Linked DNA regions of Homo sapiens: region 2 is linked to region 1. A link is a loop called in an ENCODE intact Hi-C map of the cell type or tissue named here. Cell type or tissue: ascending aorta. All regions are shown on one strand. Links, peaks and the distances in the headings refer to the core of each region. The heading gives the core; the rest is flanking DNA. Region 1 overlaps MICAL3 (microtubule associated monooxygenase, calponin and LIM domain containing 3). Region 2 overlaps PEX26 (peroxisomal biogenesis factor 26).

Region 1 (8,000 bases), core at 1-8,000:
GCCCCACAGGTTGCAAGGAACCCGGTTTTGTTCCTGTCCTGCCTCCCTCCACAGGGCAGGAGTGGGGTACACTGCAGCAGGAGGGTGGCCAGAGCGAGGAGCTACGGTTTGGGTAGTGTCCGTTGTGGCATGTGCATTCTTACAGGTGTGCGGCTTCCTATGTCGGCCACGCTTGCCTGCAGCTGTGAGGGGAGTGCTTGGCAGTGCAGCAGCTGGCAGGAGCGATGGCCCTGGGGTTGGAGGTTTGTCTCCACCCTTTCCCCATCGTCTCTGTCCTGTGGCTTTGCAGTGAGCGGTGCCTTTGCCGTCATTTCCCTGTGTGTCCCCACAGTGTCCTGCTCAGGGATTGGCACGTGGTAGGGTTCTAAGGAGTGCCAGGAAATGGAATCTGTCGCCCCACCCCAGCACACAGACCTTGATCATCAGCCAGTTAAGTCCAGGCCTTTCTGGGTCCCCCCTCCCCCCACCACACCCACAGCTCTCCTGAGAGGCTTCTGACAGGCCGCAGTCACACAGAATTGAGTTCCTCTAACTAGACAGTGGGCCAGGATGAGAGAAGACTTTCCATTCTCAATTCCCAGGGTCATGGGTTTATATCAGAATGAGTCCACTGCCCTGCTTGTGCCCTCGAGGCCGTCTATGAAACGTAAACCAGCGATCTCAGTGTTTGCTGCTTGAAGCACCCTGAGGGATGGGGCTGTGGCTTGAGTTTGAGCGGCTGCAGTCAGGAACTTCCATGGGCTCCGTGAGGAGCTGCTCTCCCAGTTCTGCACACTCCCCTCCACAGGCAGAGGCTGGGCCAGACCCACAGGCAGCCTTCGGTGGTCCCCTCCCTACCCCATCCACCTGAGGAGAAGTGCGTGAGGTCTGTGAGCAGGAGGCATTCTTCCCTTTGTCCCCTTAGTCGGGCTTGGGTAGGTGGCTTCTCATGCCCAGGTACCCTGTCCTGCTGATGCCGCTCTCTCCTCCCTCCTGTCTCTCTCCGCCTGCTCAGCAGCTGCTTTGCCTGACATGCATTGTTTCTGATGGTGGCCCTTCCCCTTCCCCTTCTCAGTTTTTCTTCATTCCCTCACTCTGGCTATGTGGTTATTTCCTCACAGTAGTTCCGAGTCTGAGATGGAGGAGGAGGGAGAGGAGGAGGAGGAGGAGCCTCGCCTGCCCCCATCTGACCTGGGTGGTGTTCCGTGGAAGGAGGCCGTGCGGATCCATGCCCTTCTGAAAGGGAAAAGTGAAGAGGAGCTAGAGGCCTCAAAGAGCTTTGGGCCTGGGAATGAAGAGGAGGAGGAGGAGGAGGAAGAATATGAAGAGGAGGAGGAGGAGGACTATGACGAGGAGGAGGAAGAGTCCAGTGAAGGTCAGAACAAAATCTCTGCTCCGAACTCTGCCCTGCCCCCCAAAGTGATCTGTTTCATGCGTGAGTGTAAGAGGTTTCTGGGGCTGACGTCACACGGACGTGCCTCCTGCACAGCCCAGGGACCACCCCTCCTGACATAAGACATGGGGGGCAGAGGGGAGGACACCGTAGCGTTGAGCAGGCGGTTGGCAGTGGAAGTAATGTCCCTTGTGCACATTGGTTTAGAAACTGGAAGTGGAAGGCAGAGAGCCAGTCCAAGTACTCATCCAAGTTAGGCCACTCCTACTTGTCTCCACCTCGTTTTCTCTTTTTGCCCTGTAGTTTCAGTTGAAAAAATTAATAAGGAAAGGGAATTTAGCTTTCTAGAGGATTCCCTGATCCTAGTCTAGGGTTTCGGAGGTGGCTATGAGCTTAGTGCCCACTGGATGGGGCTCAGTTGATGGCACGCAGGGCAGCGTTTTGGGGACAGTGTCCTGAAGGGATACTCAGGCCCAGGGGCCAGCCACTCTGGCTGGTTCTGAAATAGTCTCTTGCCTTGGACTTGAGATTTTTCAATTCTGCCCCATCTCTGGGTGTGTGTGGCCTCAAGTGATGAGGAGGGACTTGCTGGGCCTGTGCAGGAGAGAAGGCCATTCTTTCTCTGCTCCAGCAGCGCAGAAGTCTGGGGGGTGGTGAAGACGGAGCCAGGGCAGGTGGAGATCTGAGTCCCCAAAAGATAGATGTGGAGTGAGCAGGAAGGACATGACCTTTAATTTCTGAGCACCAGTGACTCCCTGCAGCGGTCAGAGGATCGGTTGAGTTCTCAGTGACCCCAGGCCCTGCAGAGCTGGCACTGTGCTCATCTCTGCTTCTCCTGGCACCTGTGTGCTTGCTGCCCAGTCCCATCCGGGGGTCTGTTTTCTCTGGCACACAGGGCTGAGCCCTTGCCTGACAGGGCTCATGTTCCTGATCCAGTCCCCTGGGAGCTGTGCAGCTCCAGGATGTTGGCCCCAGTGAGGTGGGTTAGCAGAAGGAACCGCACCGTTGGGCGTCCGCGAGAACAGCTGGCGTCAGGGACTTCCTCGGGCTCCCTAAGGACCTGCTCTCCCAGTTCTCTACTCTTCCCTCTGAGGCAGAGGCTGGGCAGGACCCACAGGCAGCCCTTAGTGACCCGCACTCCACACCCTGTCTGCCTTAGGAGAAATGGGGTCTGTGAATCTGGGCTCTCCCTCCATGCTGCCGTGTCTGCGGAGCCAGGTGCCGGCGTGGCCTCTGCTAGCCAGCAGAGTGAGCATGCACAGCTGGTCCAGGGCACGGTGTTTTGTTTGCACTGTTCCAGACATCGTCATCTCCATCTGATGATGATCACTCGGCAGCTTTGAGCCCTGGCACAGCTTCGGGTCGAAGCACGTTCCCTTTTCAGGAGAGTTGAGCCGAGCTTTCCTTCACGCAGACTTAATTTCCTGGACTTAGTGCTAACGTCAAGACCAAACCTGTAGGAAAAGAGCTTTAACTACACAAACACATACTGACAGATTCAGCCAAACTCCGAGAGTCCCAGACCGGAGCCTGTGTCCCTAGCGCAGGTGTGTCTGTCGGGCAGCCGACGGTGCCTGTGCAGGCAGTGGCTGGACACCACTACTCCCTTCTCTTCCCTCCCTGCTTGATCGCGCTGTGGGATTCCTGATGCTGTGTGGGTCTCTGGCTCCCCCTGCTGTAGAAGGGGAGTACTGCCCCTGGGACACAGAACTGCAAGGCCAGTGGCGCCAGGTACCTCCCACAGGAAGAAGATTTGAGGACATTTAAAGGTACCCACTTTACCCCGTGCCCACCTTCTACCCCAGCTCCCTGGCAGCCATCCAAAATTTGCCTCCAAGAGCATGTCTCACAGACAAAGGTCTGTGTTTTATGGAACTGTGCTGACGGGCTCTGCACACATCTCACTGGGCTACTCTCCCTGGTCCCAGCCTGCCCAGACAGTCAGGCGCAAAGTAACATGTGAGTCAGAAGAGGTTCTGGAGGAAGTTGGAGAAGGCTCCAGAAGTGGCCTCATGGAATGCGGCCCCATCTATGCCGCATATGTTTTACTGCAAGCTCATCTCCAGCCAAGACTTGGCTCCTTCTCTGATGCAGGAAACCTATCGCCAGTGCAGGTGCCTTTAATGTTTCTCTGAGAAAGGAGGAAATGCTGGCTTGTGCTGTCGATAAGTCCCCAAGGCTGCATGTATTAGCAGGAAGCACAGCAGGACTCTGAGAGAAGAATGTGTCTCTTCTCTTTGTTGCTGAGAAGGTAGAGAAAGGCCCTGCACTCTTTGACTTACCTTCCTCAGTCCTGTGCATCCAGGCTGTTAGGTGACTCTGCTGTGACTTAGTCCCACCCAGCACCATAAAGAAAGGCAAATTGACGGCCGGGTGCAGTGGCTCATGCCTGTAATCCCAGCACTTTGGGAGGCCGAGGCGTGTGGATCACCTGAGATCGGGAGTTTGAGACCAGTCTGACCAACATGGAGAAACCCTGTCTCTACTAAAAAATATAAAAAATTAGTCGGGCATGGTGGCACATGCCTGTAATCCCAGCTACTTGGGAGGCTGAGGCAGGAGAATTGCTTGAACCTGGGAGGCGGAGGTTGCGGTGAGCTGAGATCGTGCCATTGCACTCTAGCCTGGGCAACAAGAGCGACACTTCGTCTCAAAAAAAAAAAAAAAAAAGGCAAATTCACCTCAGAAAAAGTCCACAAATCTATAGAGACCAGCAACATCTATAGAGACCAGCAACTCCAACAAGGGGCTAATACTCCACATACGGCTTGCAGGGCCAGCAACAAATCTATAGAGACTAGCAGCTCCAACAATGGGCTGATACCCCACATACGGCAGAGCACAGGGCCAGCATCACACTGGGTGGTCTTGCTGGTCCTTTCTGCCCATTTCACATTCCCTGTTGCTTGAAGAGGCTGTCATAGTGACTGAAGCCAAGGCCAGATTGTCTGGTTAGACTCAGAGGAGGCATGTCACCCATTCCCAGATGGAAGCTGGCTCCTGGCAGGAACACGAATCCTTCAGATCAGGTGGCACCTGCTGAACAGCCACCTTCCCTTCCCAGTTGCTAGCTGTCCCTTTATCTTAACCCAACTGTGTGGCACGGTCCAAGCACTAAGTACAGGGATCCCACAGGGCAGGGATCCAGAGGGGCCACTGGTGAGTTTCCATGTAGCTGAGAAACCAGGCCTTGTTTCCAGAGGTGATAAGCAGGGCACCACATGGAGTTCTCAGGTGAGGGCTTTGACCTCAGAGAGCTGTTGGTCTCATTCTCGCCTGTGAAATTCCAAGGGTTTGGAAACGTACATGAAAGAGCTCTGCTTCCCTCCCAGCCATCACCTCCCCTGACTCTACCCTCCACTGGGATCCGTGTCCTTGCCTCAGACCCAGCATGCAGCATGAGGCCCACTAAGGGACGGGGACTTTTTCTCTCCAGCAGCAGCTCCAGCTGCAGAAGATGCAAACCGAAGTGCCAGCAAAGTCTATCTCTGTCCTGTGTGAGCTGGCCGGCTGGCGGCAGAATGACACAATCTCTTCCCACCTCTCTCGTCACCTGGCCATCAGCTGGGCGAGTGGTGGTGGGCACCTTGCTGTGTGACCAGCAGAGGGGCAGGATAGTGCATCCTGGGGTCTCACACTGTGCTAGGGACAAAGCAGGTCCTTGTGACCCCTTGGGGCTGGGCCTGCAGAAGCAGGCTGGAATCTGCTCTTTTTCCATCTTGGTGCATGGGCCCCCTGAATGCAGCTCAGGATGAAAGGAGCCTCAGAAAGGAATGTGTGATTCTCTTCACTGAATTGAATGGTACATATACGGCTGGAAATGACCAGGTCACACTGAATGAGCAGAAGGACTGTGCGTGTGTGTCTGTGTGTCCATGCGTCTGTGTGTGTGTGTGTGTGTATACATGTGCATACATGTTCTTAATTTTTACTTCTTTCTGATTCATACTGACCCTGGCCAATGCTGTAACTTCTCTTTCTGTTTCCTTTCCCATGCTATTTCATCCCCTCCTTCCCCACCTCATTTCTCCACCCCTTGACCCTGGGACACTAGCCGGGAACCAGAGGCTCCAGCAGGTCATGCACGCGGCGGATCCTCTGGAGATCCAGGCTGACGTGCACTGGACTCATATCCGTGAGAGAGAGGAGGAAGAGAGGATGGCGCCGGCCTCTGAGTCCTCTGCTTCCGGAGGTAAACACTCCCAGCCCCAGGCCGCAGTGTGCCCCGAGCACCACCCGCCTGCTGCCTCTGTCGCCACAGGGGGCCTTTCTGTCAGGGCAGAGCCACCCATGAGGTCACACACGGGAGCCAGGCGCATCCCGCTTTGCTGCTGTCAGTTGTGACACCTGTACTTTTCATCTGAGGATATGTGAAGTTCTCTGTGGATTAAGAGGTTGTGGACTCTTTCTCCATTGATGCAAAATGGTAAAATGAACCTGATCTTGGGTAAACCAAGAATTTTCTGTCTTTCTCTCATGTTTCTGGTCACCGCTGCTCTTTCCTCACTTCGTAAAACGTTCTGGTACTTTTCTTAGAGTGTGTCTGGACGTGAATGTGTGTTGGCAGGAAGGGGGCGGGAGGGGCATGTTTGGAAGTGAAATGAAGTCTTGGGAAGAGATTTCTGTCCAGGAGGCCTCCACAGTAGCATCGTCTCCAGCCCCAGGCTTTAGGTGTGACGGTCTGTGTCACACAGTAGGATGAAGATGAACCTTATTCTGGCTTTTTTAAATAAAGGAATAGCAATAAGAGAAGGACCGTGGAGACTGCTGAGGGACGTGGTGGCCGCTGTGCCATCTTTCCTGGCATGCTGTCTTCCAAATACCCACCCTCGGAGTCACCTCTGCTGTCACTTCTGTGCGTGCACATTTTCATTCAGCGCCGGTCACGGGCCACACCCCCTGCCAGGCTCTGAGCATACAAAAGGGGCATTTCCTGCCATCATAAAACAGCATTAATAAGACGTTTGTTCCTCCCTGGCCCCAAATCTTCACTTGTAGGCAAGACCAACCTCCGTTTCCGGCTTGTGGTGGCACCATGAGCACCCGCATCACTGGGCTGGCCTGTGAGCTGGGGAGCGCTCTGCAGCCCTGGGCCGGCGGTGGCCCTACCTTGGGTTTTCCCTCTTCTCTTCTCATCCTGATTCTCCATCACACAGGCTAACATCAGGGCTCGCACCCCTTGTTGGTGCCAGACAGGCGTCTGTCCTGAATGCCTTCTCACTTTCTTTCTCTTTGGGATTTTAAGGATGACCTTGGCTCTCCTCGTTGGGAACGCATATTGCTGTGTAACTTTGTATTTGTCGTCTGTTTTAAATTCAGTGCCCGACCTTCCCTCCATACGCCACGCGGCGGTGCAGGCCTGGCTGGAGACGGTCTCCGGAGGTAGTCTGGTGATGTTCACTCTCTCCCCACTCACCGTAACCTCTCTCTAGGCGGCTCTGCTGGTACCTTAACACTAGACTCCTGGGCCTGTTGCAAGTGCATGCCAGGGCGGCAGAGGCGGGTGGGGGTACCTGCATGCCTTGCCAGACAGCCCGCCCTTGCATGGATCAGACGCACACCCCCCCTTCAGGGCAGCTCAGAGGGAAACGTGAGGGCAGGCAGGACAGACACAGGCAGGTTTTTATTGATAAGAGTCGGATAAAAAGGCCAAAGCCAAAGGAACGTTTTTGGCACTGAGAGTTTTAAAATGTGTTGAGAATGAGGTGGTTACCGATTGAGTGTGAAAGGGGAGGAATCAGAAGATATTCCACAAGCCTACCAAGCTATCAGAGAAGGAGGCTGTCAAAACCAGGGGGTTTATGGGAGGATGATGGTGGAGAGGGAAGAGCAGAGGATGGGCGGGTGCTATTCAGCAGAAAGTGGGGACAGGCTGGGTGTGACCAGGGGTGACACCAGTCAAATCCAGCCCGAGCTGCAGGCGTCTCTTCAAGTACAAGAGATCGTTGAGCAGCCTGAGTTGTCCTTCCTACATGTTTCTGGAAGTGTGTGTTTCTCACCGAGGGGCTACTGGCATTTGGGGCAGGACAGCTCTTTCCCTTGCAGAAGGTTTAACATTCTTGGCCTCGGCCCTTGGAGTGTCCGTGCAGCCTCCACCACCTATGAAGACACCAAAAATCCCTCCACGAGTTGTCAGACACTGCTGGAGGAAGGGCAGTGTTATCGCCAACAGCACCACTGTCCTAGCGGTCACTTCTGGGATGCGGACATGGGAGCTCGTGGGGCTTCAGCAGCCTGTCCCTGTGTCCTCCCGGCAGTGGGAGAAACAGGCACACACAGCCGCAGGGAAGGGCCACTGCTCTTTGCGCAGAGACGGCTGGCTCCTCTTCTAGATAGCTTGGGTCCCTAGGGCGGTGGGGCAAGAGCCTCCCAGCTGGCGGCTGAAGGAAACCAAGAGCTGAGCGGGTCAGTGGCTCCTGGCTTTCATAGCACGTGGCTCATCAACCTGCGTGGCAGCTTCTAGCACCCTGCACTCCGTCTTAACCTGAATTTCACCCCCAGATCCACCCCTCAAGCTGTGTCCCTTTCAACACTGCTGCTGCTGCGTTGATATTTCTCACCTGTTTATTTTTTTTTATCTGTGACGATTTTTCCTTTCAAGGTACTGCCAAGGAGTGTAGACTTCTCA
Region 2 (15,966 bases), core at 4,600-12,599, 260 kb before region 1:
CTTGGAAGGTGGCCACATTCTTTTCTTGATCCTGGGCATTAGGGAAGGGTCCATACAGGTGGTCATACTTAGGCTGTGTCTTGAAGTATGAGTAAGAGATCACTTTCTGCAGCAGTGCTCCAGCCTCCAATGAGGGTGCCACATGCTCCTTCTCCTCGCTACTCCCCACCAAGCAGTTGAGGGAAAAGGGTCAGAGGAAGGTCAAAATCAGCATGAGTCTTTTCCTGCACTGATAGCTCTTTTTCACACAGGTCAGTTTCCAGTCCTTCAACCTCAATGGGGTTTTTGACTGGGACTATTATCTAGGATGTTACTCAAGCCAGCTACCCATCTTGAGGTTTCTGAATCTCCCAGGATCAAAGCTAGTCTTGGCTGTAGGAATCAACTGAAAGAGATGTCCTTTACCTAAAAACTACATGTGAAAATCAATTCCTAGTTCTATATTTGAATCTTTGGGTCAAGAAGTCTTCTGTTGATCCTGATACAGTCCCACTGTTTCTAGAAGTCTCTTTTAAGCATTATTTTTGGAAAAATACTTTTATAGATGAACCCTCAGCCTAACCTAGTGGATATGATGTTGAGAATTCCATGATTATCTGCTTAAAGATCAGAGTATCTGTGAGCCTTTTAGTTGCCAGCGCTGTGAAGGCAAAAATGCTAAGTCGGCATTCATTCCTGTTGTATGGGGTACCAGTGAGTGTAGGCCGTGTGCTGGAAATAGACTAAAAGCTATCCTCTTCTTCCAGCATATTAACTGTGTTTGTGCATGTTTGCTGAAAATCCTTTCCATATAGATCAGTTTGTTAGGTTCTCTGGGACAGGCAGGGACTCTGCAATTTCTTCTTCCTGTCAAACTCTTTCCTACCGAGATGGTGTCCCACTCATCTATCTCAGCATGCGTAGGATGTAGTAAACAGCATCGCTGGTCATCTACCTGCTTTGAATTAATACCATTGGTAGAATATTACTGACCAGAAAATATGTATGTCACATCTCTAGAAAGAAGAAAAAACATAGCTGTTCAATTCCCAATGTGTACCTTTGATTTTTTAAGTAGAAGTGAGAATCTGTACTGACTTTTCACTTGGTTATTCTGGTTTTAAAGTTGGAGCCACAAGCTATGTGTTTTTCTATAATGGTACATTGCTGACTAAATACTTTCGGACCATGAGGTATATTTGAGGTAAATGAGGTACACTTGAGGTATTTTGCAAGTATCATCTTTTATTTTTTATTATTATTATTATTATTTTTTAGTTAGAAAGAGCTGGCCAGGCATGGTGGCTCACGCCTCTAATCCCAGCACTTTGGGAGGCTGAGGAGGGCAGATCACCCAAGATCAGGAGTTTGAGACCAGTCTGGCCAACACAGCGAAACCCTGCCTCTACTAAAAATATAAAATTAGCTGGGCATGGTGGTGCATGCCTGTCATACCAGCTACTCAGGAGGCTGAGGCAGGAGAATTGCTTGAACCTGGGAGGCGGAGGTTGCCGTGAGCCAAGATTGCACCATTGCACTCCAGCCTGGGCAACAAGATTGAAACTCTATCTCAAAAATAATAACAATAAATAGAAAGAGCTGAAAAGGTCAACATAGAAATAAGAAGGAACACTGCATGGTTACTAACATGGATTAGGGGATTGAATTTTGGCCCCCCAAAGATATGTTTGCCTAAAATCTCAGAATGTGACATTATTTGGAATAAGGATCTTGATGTAATTGAGGACCTCAAGATGAGATCATCCTGGATTAGGGTGGCTCTTAAATTCAGTGACATGCATCCTTGGCAGAGAAGATACAGAGGTACGAAGAAGGTCAAGCGAAGACTGAGGCAGGGATTGGAGTGATGCTGTCGCAGGCCAGGGAACACTTAGAGCCAGCAGAAGCTGGAAGAAACAAGGAAGGAATCTTGCCTACAGCCTTCAGAGGCAGAGGCTTTGGCTGACTTCTGGCCTTCAGAGCTGTGAGATAATAAATTTCTGTTGTTTTAAGCCATACATTTGTGGCAATTTGTTAACAGCAGTCCTAGGAAACAAATGTGTGTAGTAAGGAAGTGATAATGTTGGAAGCTGAATAGGTAATAATATTAAATGAAAAAGAATGCCAAACTCAAATTGGTAGATATATGCTTAAAATAAGCACATATGAATGTATATTGAAGGGAAGATATAGACTTTTATTTTCATGGGGTGTTTTTAGTAAGGTTGCTTGAATGAATAGAAAGCATTTCACGTATACCATAAGTAGTATGGACTGTTAACACGAACCTGGAAAGAGGTCCAGTCATCCTACGTGGCAGCAGAGCCATGCTAGGCCCCAGGCTATTTTTTGCCCTGGTCAATTTGATTTTTTGGTTTTGACTCCAGCAATATTGCCTCACAAATTCATTTTTTTAATTCAAGTACCCACCCAAATCCTACCCATCTGCACCTTTTTCCCTGGGCTGGACTCTTGCCTGTCCTTCAGAGTAGATTCACACCTTCTGGCCCACCAATCTCCAGACTTTGTCTTCAGACATACAGAACATTCCCTCACAAACTCTACTACTTTTCCACTCACCAGCCCCTACCTTCCTCTTCCTACAAATCATCACTAAAAGGTAAGGCAGACAGCATGTCATTTTTTGGTCTAGTACCTGATTATTTTAGATAGCCCAGAGAAAGGGTTGATTTGTGGTTGCCTATGTAATTGTATGCACAGTTCTCTATTGGACCATTTAAATCTAACTTAATCCAGCTAAATGTGCCTATATGCAAACATCCATATCTATGTAGCCATTTCATGCATCTATTTTATATAGTTTTAATCCATTTTATATTTATTATATAGTATTTTCATTACTCCATTGCATATGTGTATATATATTATATATATATGTCTACACACGCACACATACACATGTGTATTACTTAATACTTTTCAAAGTTTTTCTTATAGACTTTTACTCATTTTACACAATAATATTATAAAGAAAATGAGGGAGGTAATTTTTTTTTCTTTTTTCTTTTTTTTGAGACAGAATCTCACTCTGTCGCCCAGACTGGAGTGCAGTGGCAGGATCTCAGCTCACTGCAACCTCTGCCTCCCAGGTTCCAGAGATTCTCCTGCCTCAGCCTCCTCCTGAGTAGCTGGGATTAAAGGTGTGCACCATCACACCCAGCTAATTTTTGTATTTTTAGTAGAGGTGGGGTTTCATCATGTTGGCCAGGCTGGTCTTGGCCTCCCGAAGTGCTGGGATTGCAGGCATGAGCCACCGCACCCAGCCAAGGAAGATAATTTTTGTCCCCATCTTGGAGGTGAGAAAAATTGGACCCGAGATTAAATGACTTATGCAAAGTTATAGGGCAAATTAGTAACAGAGCCAGAACCAAAACCAGTCCAATCCTATATCTAGAAAGCTATATATTTATACTTTTTTTGTGTGTGTATGTGTGAGACAGAGTCTCGCTCTGTTGCCCAGGCTGGAGTGCAGTGGCTCGATCTCGGCCCACTGCAACCTCCGCCTCCTGGGTTCAAGTGATTCTTGTGCCTCAGCCTCCCAAGTAGCTGAGATTACAGGTGCACGCCACCACACCCAGCTAATTTTTAGATTTTTTGAAGAGATGGGGTTTCATCATGTTGGCCAGGCTGGTCTCAAACTCCTGGCCTCATGATCCACCTGCCTTGGCCACCCAAAGTGGTGGGATTACGGGCATGGGCCACTGCACCTGGCCTCTAGAAGGCTGTATTATAATTACCATTAATTACATATTGTCCTTTATTGTCATCAAAATCATGCCACTTCTTTGAAAAATAAAAAAATCATCTGGGTGTGGTGGCTTATGCCTATAATCCCAGCACTTTGGGAGGTCAAGATGGGAGGATCACTTGAGGCAAGTTCAACACCAGCCTGGTCAGTGTAGTAAGACCCCATCTCTGTATTTTTTATAAGAAAAAAAAAGGAAGGAATAAAACAGAGTACATAATATACTACAGGTTTTTTTTATAAAAAGGAGAAGAAACTAGGATCTATATCCATACTGGTTTTGTATTGGTGTATTAAATTTACCTCTGGAAGAGTAAATTTAAAACTAATGGCTGTGGCCAGGCACGGTGGCTCATGCCTGTAATCCCAGCACTTTGGGAGACCGAGGCAAGTGGATCACGAGGTCAGGAGATCAAGACCATCCTGGCTAACACGGTGAGACCCCGTCTCTACTAAAAATACAAAAAATTAGCCGGGCGCGGTGGCAGGAGCCTGTAGTCCCAGCCACTTGGGAGGCTGAGGCAGGAGAATGGCGTGAACCCGGAAGGCGGAGCTTGCAGTGAGCCGAGATCACACCCCTGCACTCCAGCCTGGGCGACAGAGTGAGGCTCTGTCTCAAAAAAAAGAAAAAAAAAAAAAACTAACGGCCATAGCTGCCATTGGGGTAGGTGAACTTGCTAAATGAAGAGATGGGAGGTGATATGGTTTGGCTCTGTGTCCCCACTCAAATCTCATCTCAAACTGTAATCCCCACGTCGGAGGAGGGACCTGGTGGGAGGTGACTGGATCACAGGAACAGTTTCTCCCCTGTTGTTCTTGTGATAGTGAGTCAGTTCTCACGAGTTCTGATGGTTTTAAAGTGTGGCATCCCCCCTCATTCTCTCTGCTGCTGCCATGTAAGATGTGCCTTGCTTCCCCTTTGCCTTCCACTATGACTGCTTGTTTCCTGAGGCCTCACAGCCATGCAGAACTGTGAGTCAGTTAAACCTCTTTTCTTCAACAATTACCCAGTCTCTGATACTTCTCTAAAGCAGTGTGAAAATGGACTAATACAGACTGCTTTCACACTAGACTTTTTCAAGCCTTTTCAAAAACCCTATGAATGTATTGCATATTTAGAAAATTAAACATGGTCTGAAATGAATATATAAAAAGGCTTAGCACTTTAAGAAATCAGAGCCGGCCGGGCGTGGTGGCTCACGCCTGTAATCCCAGCACTTTGGGAGGCCGAGGTGGGCAGATCACAAGGTCAGGAGATCGAGACCATCCTGGCTAACACGGTGAAACCCCATCTCTACTAAAAATACAAAAAATTAGCCGGGTGTGGTGGCGGGCGCCTGTAGTCCCAGCTATTCGGGAGGCTGAGGCAGAAGAATGGCATGAACCTGGGAGGCAGAGCTTGCAGTGAGCTGAGATCGTGCCACTGCACTCCAGCCTGGGCGACAGAGCGAGACTCCATCTCAAAAAAAAAAAAAAAATTCAGAGCCATTTGCAAAGCCTAGTTCCTAGGCTAAGAACAGGAATCAGAAGTGCTGCCTTTTCTGTGGTCTGATGTTCACAAGATGCTGGGTTCTACCACTCCAACTCTCCCCTCCTTACCTCACTTAATTAAGAGCAACAGTAATAATAACTAGCACCTGCTCACTACATGCTATGCACCTTTTCAGTGTTTTACATGGATTAGCACCAGTTAATCCTCACAACAAACCTATGAAGTAACTGAGGCACAGGAAAGATTATTTGAAGGTCAAAGCAGGTGAGTCAAGATACAAACTCAGGCCGGGTGTGGTGGCTCATGCCTGTATTCCCAACACTTTGGGAGGTGAGGCATGCAGATCACTTGAGGTCAAGAGTTCAAGACCAGCCTGGCCAACATGGTAAAACCCCGTCTCTACTAAAAATTCAAAAATTAGCCAGGCGTGGTAGTGTGTGCCTGTAGTTCCAGCTACTCGGAAGGCTGAGGCAAGAGAATCGCTTGAACCTAGGAAGTGGATGTTGCAGTGTGTCGAGATCATGCCACTGCCCTCCAGCTTGGACGACAGAGTGAGACTCTGTCTCAAAAAAAAAAGATACAAACTTGGGCATTATGGGTCTGGGACCCACACTCTTAACCACAATCCCATGATGTCTCTCATTTACGCAGCAAATTACTCCATTGGGGTTAGGCCTTGTTTCTCAAAAAAAAAAAAAAAAAGGCTTTTGCAAAATATGTTTCCTGGGAGGATTAATAGAGCACATCTTTTAGCCATTGTCTTTAGCACCTCTGAAAACAAGCACTTGTCACCATGGAGACCATGAAATCCAGGAACAGGACAGAACACAAACAAGTACTAAAAGGGGAGTGGGAAGCATTCCCAGAATGTTCCAGAGCAGGGGGTGCCCGCCGGACAGAGATGTCAGAGCCCACAGAGGGACTGGGAATGGGTAGGATGTCTCTGGTGGGGCGACCAAAAAATTTTACCAGCTCCCCAGCTTTCCAGAGAAAGCAGCCCATTCTTTGAGACCCAGCTAAGTCCACTGGTAACCAAGAGCATGGCTTATCTGTGTGAGTCATCCAATGAAACTACCAGCTTGTATTTATACCTACCCAGGAGGACACCCGCCAGGCTTTGTCATTGCTGGTACATCTGAGAAGAACACCTCCTGCTCTTTCTCTGGAGGGAGCTGGGCGACGATACTACTAAACAGATGCCAAAGCACAGAGCCCTCCCCTGCCCCACCTCCACCCTTCAGCCCTGGTGCGGGTCTTATTGCTCACCAACTCTTGCTGCTTCTATTTCTTCCTTCCCTAATTCCTAAGGCCAAAATCCAAGTTCATTCAACAAATCTTTATTACTTGGCCTCTTACATGGATGGCCTCATTCCAGGTGCTATGGGGGAGATAAGAACAGAAATCCTGGTACCTGTATGCCTAGATTCAAATCCCAGCTCTACCATTTAAAAGCGGTGGGGCACTGGGCACATTAGCCCCTCTGAGTCTGTTTTGCTGTCTCTAAAATGATAATATCTACCTCGCTGGCTTGAACCCAAGAGGAGGGTGCAGTGAGCCGAGATCGCACCACTGCACTCCAGCCTAGGTGACAAGAGCAAGATTCCATCTCAAAAAAAAAAAGAAGAAAAGAAAAGAAAAGAAAAAAAAAGCCAAAGGAAAATAAGAAACTAGCTATGGAGGCAGAAAAGGGGCAGTCAGTGGGGTCAGAGACAAGGCAAGAAGCCAAAGAAGGGATGGCCCTCTACCGCATTTGGAAAATAAGCCTGTAACATAAAAGTATGCATGCATTTTTCTGAGGGCAAGAACCTGTAGGTTACATTCTGAGGACCATACAAATCGGTTTTCCACCTAAGAAACTTCTCCATGTAAATTATGTTGAGGTCGTCATTAAAGAAGCTTTTTTCTCTCCAGGTGCCGTGGCTCACGCCTGTAATCCCAGCACTGTGGGAGGCGGATCACGAGGTCAGGAGATCGAGACCATCCTGGCTAACACGGTGAAACCCAGTCTCTACTAAAAATACCAAAAAATTAGCCAGGCGTGGTGGCGGGCGCCTATAGTCCCAGCCACTCGGGAGGCTGAGGCAGGAGAATGGTGTGAACCCAGGAGGCGGAGCTTGCAGTGAGCTGAGATCACGCCACTGCATTCCAGCCTGGGTGACAGAGCGAGACTCCATCTCAAAAAAAAAAGGCTTTTTTCTGAAATGACACTCTTCTACAAAAGTGCTTTCATTTCTTCACCAAGTCTCTGCTATTATCTGACACCTGTCCGTCCCACCTTGGATAGTACAAAAGTGACAAGAGGATGCTAAAAGTTTTAAAGGGGCTGTTGGAAAATACGAGCTGGGAAACATGTAGAGCTAAATATGAGCTCAGGTCAATATTAAAATTGGAAGTAGGTCACAGAATCCCAACCCCACATATTTGGATCCAGCCCTTGGTGAGTGGGCCTTGGACTGTACTTCACAATCCCATCTTCACCTGCAGTTGTCCGGCCAACATGGCCCCTTCCCGCCTGCCCTTTCCTAACCACCTCCACTCTCTCTAGTGAAGACGCTGAGCTCGCAGCCATGCTGGTTGCACACTGCCATTTTCTACAGGTTCTCAAGTGCATGGGCTGCCAAGAGGGTTGGGTGTTTACATTTATTTTTAATAGAAATGGGGTCGTACCCGGGGCATCTCTTTTCTTCATACTGCAATGTTGCTAGATACACAATCAGACACCAGAGGGTTGGGCATTCTTGCAATACCTTAACAGTGCTGAAACCTGCAGCATGGTACTAAGGAAGTTAAAGTTAGAATGTAACCACTTTATTTAAAAGGTTTATTTTTGTTTTTTTTTTTTTTAAGACGGAGTCTTGCTCTGTCCCCCAGGCTGGAGTGCAGTGGCGCCATCTAGGCTCACTGCAAGCTCCGCCTCCTGGGTTCACGCCATTCTTCTGCCTCAGCCTCCCGAGTAGCTGGGGCTACAGGCACCCGCCACCACGCCCGGCTAATTTTTTGTATTTTTTTAGTAGAGATGGGATTTCACCGTGTTAGCCAGGATGGTCTCGATCTCCTGACCTCGTGATCCACCTGCCTCGGCTTCCCAAGGTGCTGGGATTACAGGCGTGAGCCACCGCGCCCGGCCAGGTTTTTTTCTTTAATTTAAATGAAATGGGGTTGAAGTGAACATGATCTTGTTGACCATGTTCGTGAATTATAGATGCAACATGCATTGGTAGAATCGTGTGATGGTCTTTTGTGATACTTAATTTTTACATATCCCAGTCTCTGTATGTATCTGCACAAAGAAAAAACAAACTCCTGCTTTGCTCTTATTGAAGGGTTCCCAGGACTGCGTGTCTGCTCCTGAGCTCTGTTTTAAGTATGTGTATCCTTTGCTTGTATTTTGTATTAAAAAAGTAAGAAAAAGAACCCTTTATTGTTGAGCATGTTGGCATTGTCCCGTTTATTTTTTTCTCTTTTTGGGACATATGAAGCAAGTTATTCTTTTTCTGTATCTTTTTTTCTTTTGTAAACTTTTTGTTTTTTTCTTGTTTAAAATTGGCTTTATAAAAGGGCTTTTATAACCCACCCCCCCCCCAAAAAAAAGAAATGGGGTCCCACTAGGTTGCCCAGGCTAGCTTTGAACTCCTAGGCTCAAGCAATCCTCCCACTCTGGCCTCCCAAAGTGCTGGGATTATAGGTGTGAGCCACCATGCCAAGTTAAAAAAAAAAAAAAAGTCTGTGAAGCAGGAGTTGCAGGAAAAAAAAGAATTAGTTAATTAATTAGGGGGAAAAAAGCTGAAAGAAAATCAACCGTATTAATAGTAATTATTTCTGAGTGGTGGGATCACGAGTCCTGTATTTCCTTCTATGCAATTAATATTTTCTAAAATATACATGCATTGCTTTAAGACAAGAAAAATACTTGCTGTTTTATCAAGAGGCCTAGAGGTGGCAAACAATGTCTGGATCCGTACACCACCGCTGGAGGAATGCAGAGGCGGGCGGGGGCGCGACAGGCTGCTAGGCACCGTGCCCACTGTCTGTCCTGTAGCTTCCTACCAGCCCGAAACACTGAGGTTTCCAGAGGCAGCGAGGCAAAAGGGCCAGACATTTTTCTGGTTAACACTCCATGTATTCAGTTTCCAAAGGTGCTAGGCCAGGGCGGTGAGGCCGACCTTGGCCAGGCCGTGGGTGGGTTGCTTGACTAGGCCAGAGAGTAAATCAGTAGAATTCCCACAGGCCCCATCTGTGGATGTGAGGCCAAAGTCCATCGGCCCCACGGCTTTTCCGTGCTGGGAGGGAGGAAAGCAGAGGACGGCACAGGGAGGCTGGGAGGGAGGAAGGAAAGCAGACGACGGCACAGGGAGGTGCCCTACTCGCGGTTCATGTCATCACTTTCGCTTTCTGACAGTTCCTTGGGCTGCTTTAAGTGGATAGCAGAGGCCACCTTCTAGATGTAGAAAGAAACTGAACGTCCAGAGTGTGAACTGGCCTGCTTGTATCTCCCCTCGGCGGCAGTGGTGGTTGCCAGCCTGGCTTGCGTTTGCCCAAAAGTAATAGTAAAGAGCTCTGACCACTGCTGCTCACCCTAAACTTGGGGCTGCTGTACTTGTAGGCTTTGGAAAGCATGGAGGGGTTTCCACATATTAAAAAGGAAAAGGGCACCAGGTCTGTGCTCTGTGACCCCATCACGCAACGGAATGACACACAGCTATGAAGAATGAGGCTGCTCCACATATGCTGGGACTGAGAAAGGTTTTTGTGTTTTGTTTCGTTTCTGAGACCAAGTTTCACTCTTTGTTGCCCAGGTGGGAGTGCAATGGCGCGATCTCAGCTCACTGCAACCCTTGCCTCCCGGGTTCAAGTGATTCTCCTGCCTCAGCCTCCTGAGTAGCTGGGATTACAGGTACCCACCACCATGCCCGGCTCATTTTTTTTTTGTATTTTTAGTAGAGATGGGGTTTCACCATGTTGGCCATGCTGATCTCGAACTCCTGACTTCAGGTGATTCACCCACCTTGGCCTCCCAAAGTGCTGGGATTACAGGCATGCGCCACCGCGCCCAGCCGAGAATTGTTTTTTTTCTTTTTAAACGTGGCACAGTGTGTGTAGTGTATGTGACTACTATCATTTGTGTAAGAGAAAGAAAAGTTTACTATCAGAGACTGTATCTGGAGGGATAAACAGACTGGCAAGGGTTGCCTCTGGGCAAGAAACTGGGGAATAGAGAGCGGGAGTAGAAAGACTGTATTAGCTGGGTGTGGCAGCACACACTGTAGGCCCAGCTACTCCAGAGGCTGAGGGGAAGACTTGCTCAAGCCCAGGAGTTCAGGTCCAGCCTGGGCAACACAGCAAGACTAAAAAAAAACAACTTTCTTTTCCAAGAATACCCTTTTTGTAACTTTTGAATTCCGTATTTTTTAATGGTCTATGGTCTACAAACACTCATGTGCAAACACATACACGCAGAATAGGGATCACCTGCACGAAGCTATGAACTATTTCCTCATCCCTTCTAGCCCCTTCCTAGAGGCGAACCCTCCGCCCCCACCCCCAGGCACTATCTGTCCTGCTTGCACCCACCTCCACCCAGGGCTGGCCAACAATAGCCTGTTTCCTCTCCATTCCACCCCTCTCCCCCACCCTCCCATCCCACCACAGAAGAGGATTACTGGTTCCTGCTTTCCTTAGCGCCCCTAAATTTAAAGGTATCTGTTCTATGTTGCATGCTTCAGAACCCTGTAGAAACAACCAGCAAATCCACTGTTGATACGCAATTACCCCTCTTGGATGCATCTGCAACAAGCACTCCCCAGCTTCGAAGGGGCAGCAAAGAAGTTCACAATTACAAGACCATGGGGTCACGACCACAGAAGCGATATGAAACAGGTCCCGGGACACAGGGAGGGGCAGAAAGAATTCTTTGAGTAAGCCTGGAAGGTGGAGGGGCTCACCAGGCCAAGAGCAGGTGCTAGGCCTTCAGTAGGAACAGTGCGAGCCAAGGCACAGAGGCCAAGGGGAGCGAGCTGTAGCTGTGATGGTGGGCAGCTGGAAGGCCGCACATATAATCAACAGGGGACCCACATCAAAGGGGAGATCTTAGCCAAAACCAGCACATAGGGGCCTTCAATTCCATGAAGAATTTAGATGTTATCCAGTGAGCCATGGGAAGCCATTGAAGCGTTTTATCTAGGGTAGTTAAGTGGGCCCAGATTTTCATTTTAAGAAATCATTCTATAGAAGGAATCTCAAACCTCACCTGACTGCTTTTCTCCCCCCAGGGTTCTAAGCTTTACTTAAAAGCCCATATAAAAAAGTATAGATTTGCTTCCTACAGACTTGAACCATGCCCTAAGGATTTAATTCTAAGGGGCCTGTGAAGTTTACCTACTTTACTCATTTTTCTAAAGAAAAGTTGGCCGGGCGCGATGGCTCACACCTGTAATCCCAGCACTTTGGGAGGCCTAGGTGGGTGGATCACAAGTTCAGGAGATCGAGACCATCCCGGCTAACACAGTGAAACCCAGACTCTACTAAAAATACAAAAATATTAGCCAGGCGAGGTGGTGGGCACCTGTAGTCCCAGCTACTCGGGAGGCTGAGGCAGGAGAATGGCATGAACCCGGGAGGCGGAGCTTGCAGTGAGCTGAGATCACGCCACTGCACTCCAGCCTGGGTGACAGAGACTCCATCTCAAAAACAAACAAACAAACAAACAAACAAAACAAAAGAAAACTTGTTGCCTTGCAACCCCCGAAAATGTACCAAGGAAAAGCTAGCAAGCACCTTCTCTATTTTGGGCATCAACACCAAGGACACAGTGCAGGGCAGCCTGCTTGGCCTCTGGGTAGAGAAAGGCCAGCCCCTGCAGAAAGCCCTTCTTCATCCTGACAGCACAGCAGTGCTCTACGCTTCCTTGCACAGAAACTCATAAGATGCTTGTGGCTGGTGAGAAAACAACACTGAAACATTTCAGCTCCTCAAATGCTAAGGCCTCGGTGCCACCTCCCTAAGGTTTTATTGTTCACTGCCTTCAAAACCCATGTCTCCCGTCTGCCCCGCCCCCCACATCCCTTCCAGCTCACCTGATTACTCAGTTCCATTTTCAGCTCAGCAGCCTCTGAGGCTGGCCTACTTTTCAAGGCCACACGAGCAGAAAAATTTGGGCATTACACAAACAACAGAACATAACTAGGACAATGGGACACAGAAAGGGAAGAACCTGAAATGGTGTGTACCAAGGAGGCAAGGATACAGGCAGAACCTGGTGAAACAGCCAAGGGACAAGTTTGCAGGGCGGGAGGGAAGGGCTGGCGGGGAAAGAGTGGGCAGAGGCACTGAGCGTAACAGAGCAAGACTTGGCCAGGACAACCTGGAAAATTGAGCTGAAGACCAAGAGGCACCAGGCAAGATCACTTTACCCAGCGATAAGAGCTGTAAGGCTCACTTGGTTTTCAGTAGTCAACCCGGTGGTTCTGAAAACCACACCCCAGCCTGAACAGTGAGAAGGCTCCTGCAGCTTCAAGCGCATGGCAAGACCATGGGAACAGCCTATTGATACAGAATTAGATCAGCTCTGGGGAGCACAGTGCAGGCAAGAAGAGGCCCTCTCAGATCTACTCTAGCTAATTAAGGTACTGTCCTGTGGGGCATGTTTTTTTGTTTGTTTTGAGAGAGTGCGGTAGCACAATCTCAGCTCACTGCAACTTTTGCCTCCCTGGCTCAAGTGATTCTCCTGCCTCAGCCTCCCAAGTAGCTAGGACTATAGGCGTGCACCACATCTAGCTAATTTTTGTATTTTTAGTAGAGATGGGGTTTCACCATGTTGGCCAGGCAGGTTTTGAACTCCTGGCCACAAGTGATCCACCCACCTCACCCTTCCAAAGTGCTGGGATTACAGGCGTGAGTCACCATGCCCAGCAAAGAAGTATGTTTCTCAAGAAGTGAAAGGCCAAGGGTCACTTCACCAGGCTTTTTCTGAACTTCCAGCTCCATTAACATCCTGACCTGAAGAACCAACCCCTTGCCTTCACCAAGAAGATGGAATGTTTCATGGACACAGTCCCTGTCCCCAAACCCCTCCTTTTCAAGGGGCCTCTGGTCATCCGGGGCACTGTTCTGGAGGTGCTGTGCCTGCTGGTCCTGCTTTGTTTCCACATCATCTACCGCGACCAGCCGAAGTAGGGTGCAAAGGAGAGGGCACCCAGGCAGCAAGACACAGTGCACTCCGCGAGATTAGGCTGGTCCCATTTCCCCAGGGGCGCCTGTGGATGTGTCGCTCTGTCGCTCTGCTTCTGTGGCCACGGACGTGAGGAGCAGAGAGGCTGTGGTGCGCAGGGACCCTCAGTCACGGATGCGGAGCTGGTAGAGGCGAGAAAATGCAGCCTTCCGGATCCAGCGGAAGAGCTGGGCCAGCTTGTAGAGGAAGTGCAGGGAGGAAGGGGAAGCTGCAGGGCAGAGGGAGACTACAGTGAACGTCCCACCCCTCTCACCTGTCACTCTGCCATCTCCCACCCTGGGAGACTCCACTACCAATTACACATAGTTGGTTTTGTTTTGTTTTTTTTAGAGACAGGGTCTCGCTCTGTCACCTAGGCTAGAGTACAGTGCAGTCTGTGTTCAGCTCACTGCAGCCTCAATCTCTGGGGCTCATGCGATCCTCAGCCTGCAGGTGCAGGTTCTCCTCCCCCACCATCATCACTCCAATGAGTCGGGCCTGCTGCTGAGGGTCAGGGCCACTGGGCCAGGCCCTTCTGAAGCAGCCTTGGAAAGAGCAGGCTCAAATGTCCTCATGCCATCCCCACTAGGAGACCAGGGTTTACGAGACTAAAGGGCTTACGGGAACCATAAAGAATCATAAAGAGTTTCTAAATCTGTATCAGTCAGGAGGTGGCCAGGGATGAACGCTGATGATACTGAGCATTCCGAGCGCTAACTCGTGACTTCTTTGTAAAGCAAACAGAGTCGTCCACAGGGGATCCCTGCTCAGCATTCAGCAGACGGGTTAGAAGGACAACTCTGAGCTATGTGACGGAAACCTCGCTGGCCAGGCATGATGGCTTGTGCCTATAATCCCAGCACTGTGGGAGGCTGAGGTGAGAGGATCACTTAAGGCCAGAAGTTGGAGACCAGCCTGGCAAACATGGCGAAACCCCGTCTCTACTAAAAATACAAAATGTAGCCTGGCATGGTGGTGTGTGCCTGTAATCCCAGCTACTTGGGATACTGAGGCAGGAGAATCGCTTGAACCCAGGAGGCGGAGGTTGCAGTAAGCCGAGATCACGCCACTGCAACCTGGGCAACAGAGCAAGACTCTGTCTCAAAAATAAAAATAAAAAATTAGCCGGGCATGGAGGCACATGCCTGTAGTCCCAGTTACTTGGGAGGCTGAGGAGAGAAGATCGCTTGAGCCTAGGAGGCAGAGGTTGCAGTGAGCCAAGATCACGCCGGTGCACTCCAGCCTGGGCAACAGAGAAAGACCCAGTATCAAAAACTAAATAAATAAAATAAAATAAAAATAAAAATAAATAAATAAATATTTTAAAAAAGCTCACTGAATAAGAGAAAGAGAAATGGGGAAACAGGGAGAATCTAAAGACTAAGTTAACAAATGGCACTTCTCAAAATAGACAAACCATTTGAAGGGACCAGTATAAGGGTTTCTGATTTCCTCTTAAATTTTGAAACTTATTTAATCATATTCTAAGTCTAAATTCATGAGAAGAGTAGAGATTAGAACATAACTCACACTGAGTAACACAAAAAAATCTAAAAGAGCGAGTGCCAAGTTTGGCTTCATGCACCTGAGGGGTCAATCCTCAGGAAATAACTGGGGTTGTTCCCAAATATCACTTAGGGAGCTCATTCCTTCTTCACAGCGAGGCAGAAAACAGAATAATCACCCAAATGTTCAATAATAGGGGTTGTTAAATTACTTAGGGGCATTCCTGTGAACTGGAATAGTTAGCGATTTAAGGCCATGCTTGAAAGCATATGTGTGACATGTAACTGCCTACAATCTCTATATCCATAGAAAAAGACTGAAAGCACAGCAGAGTAGCAGATTTCTATGCCCTTCTTTATACTTTTCTCTATTTTCCACATTTTTTTTTCTTTTTTGAGACAGAGTTTCGCTCTTGTAGCCCAGGCCAGAGGGCAACAGTGCAATCTTGGCTCACTGCAACCTCCGCCTCCTGGGTTCAAGCAATGCTCCCTGCCTCACCCTCCCCAGTTGCTGGGATTACAGGCACGCACCACCACACCTGGCTAATTTTTGTATTTTTAGTAGAGACGGGGTTTCACCATATTGGCCAGGCTGTTCTCGAACTCCTGACCTCAGGTGATCCACCCTCCTTGGCCTCCCATAGTGCTGGGATTACAGGTGTGAGCCACCATGTCCGGCCTATTTTCCACATTTTCTAAAATGTATGAGTTTTTCATTTACAACTTGCTTTGAATTAACACTTCATGAGACATTAATACTTGAATTAACACTTTTGTAGATATTCTGATGAGCGGAAGTTTTTTTGTTTTTTGTTTTTTGTTTTGAGACAGAGTCTCGCTCTATTGCCCAGGCTGGAGTGCAGCAGTGCGATCTTGGCTCACTGCAACCTCCGCCTCCCGGGTTCAAGCTATTCTCCTGCCTCAACCTCCCAAGTAGCTGGGACTACAGGCATGTGCCACTACACCTGGCTAATTTTTTTTGTATCTTTAGTAGAGATGGGGCTTTACCATGTTGGCC

Evidence for each region. Hi-C counts contacts between places; a loop is a spot of excess contacts. Peaks named below come from ENCODE experiments on the same cell type or tissue, not always from the same donor. Only the 100,000 strongest peaks of a DNase experiment are listed, where the experiment ranks them.
Region 2: a loop joins it to region 1, with 7 times the contacts of the local background. A loop is called at or near these places in 4 of 110 quality-filtered maps.

What each region holds. Positions count from the first base shown.
Region 1 is chr22:17,825,208-17,833,207 of GRCh38, reverse strand. It overlaps MICAL3 (microtubule associated monooxygenase, calponin and LIM domain containing 3), which reads left to right. Exons shown (of 32, transcript NM_015241.3): 21 at 1,101-1,354; 22 at 5,427-5,564. Among named protein-coding and RNA genes, the nearest start is that of LINC00528, 52 kb to the right of the region's middle. In ascending aorta, for the core only: CTCF peaks have their summits at 2,848 and 3,047 (motif pointing left); a DNase peak (open chromatin) is centred at 3,047; H3K27ac peaks cover 1,246 bases.
Region 2 is chr22:18,085,678-18,101,643 of GRCh38, reverse strand. PEX26 (peroxisomal biogenesis factor 26) reads right to left here. Exons shown (of 5, transcript NM_001127649.3): 5 at 1-13,672. The coding sequence ends at 13,569. Among named protein-coding and RNA genes, the nearest start is that of PEX26, 16 kb to the right of the region's middle. RefSeq lists enhancers at 9,662-9,871, 9,892-9,951. In ascending aorta, for the core only: no CTCF peak of the experiment used is centred there; DNase peaks (open chromatin) are centred at 9,393 and 9,503; H3K4me3 peaks cover 1,120 bases; H3K27ac peaks cover 2,085 bases.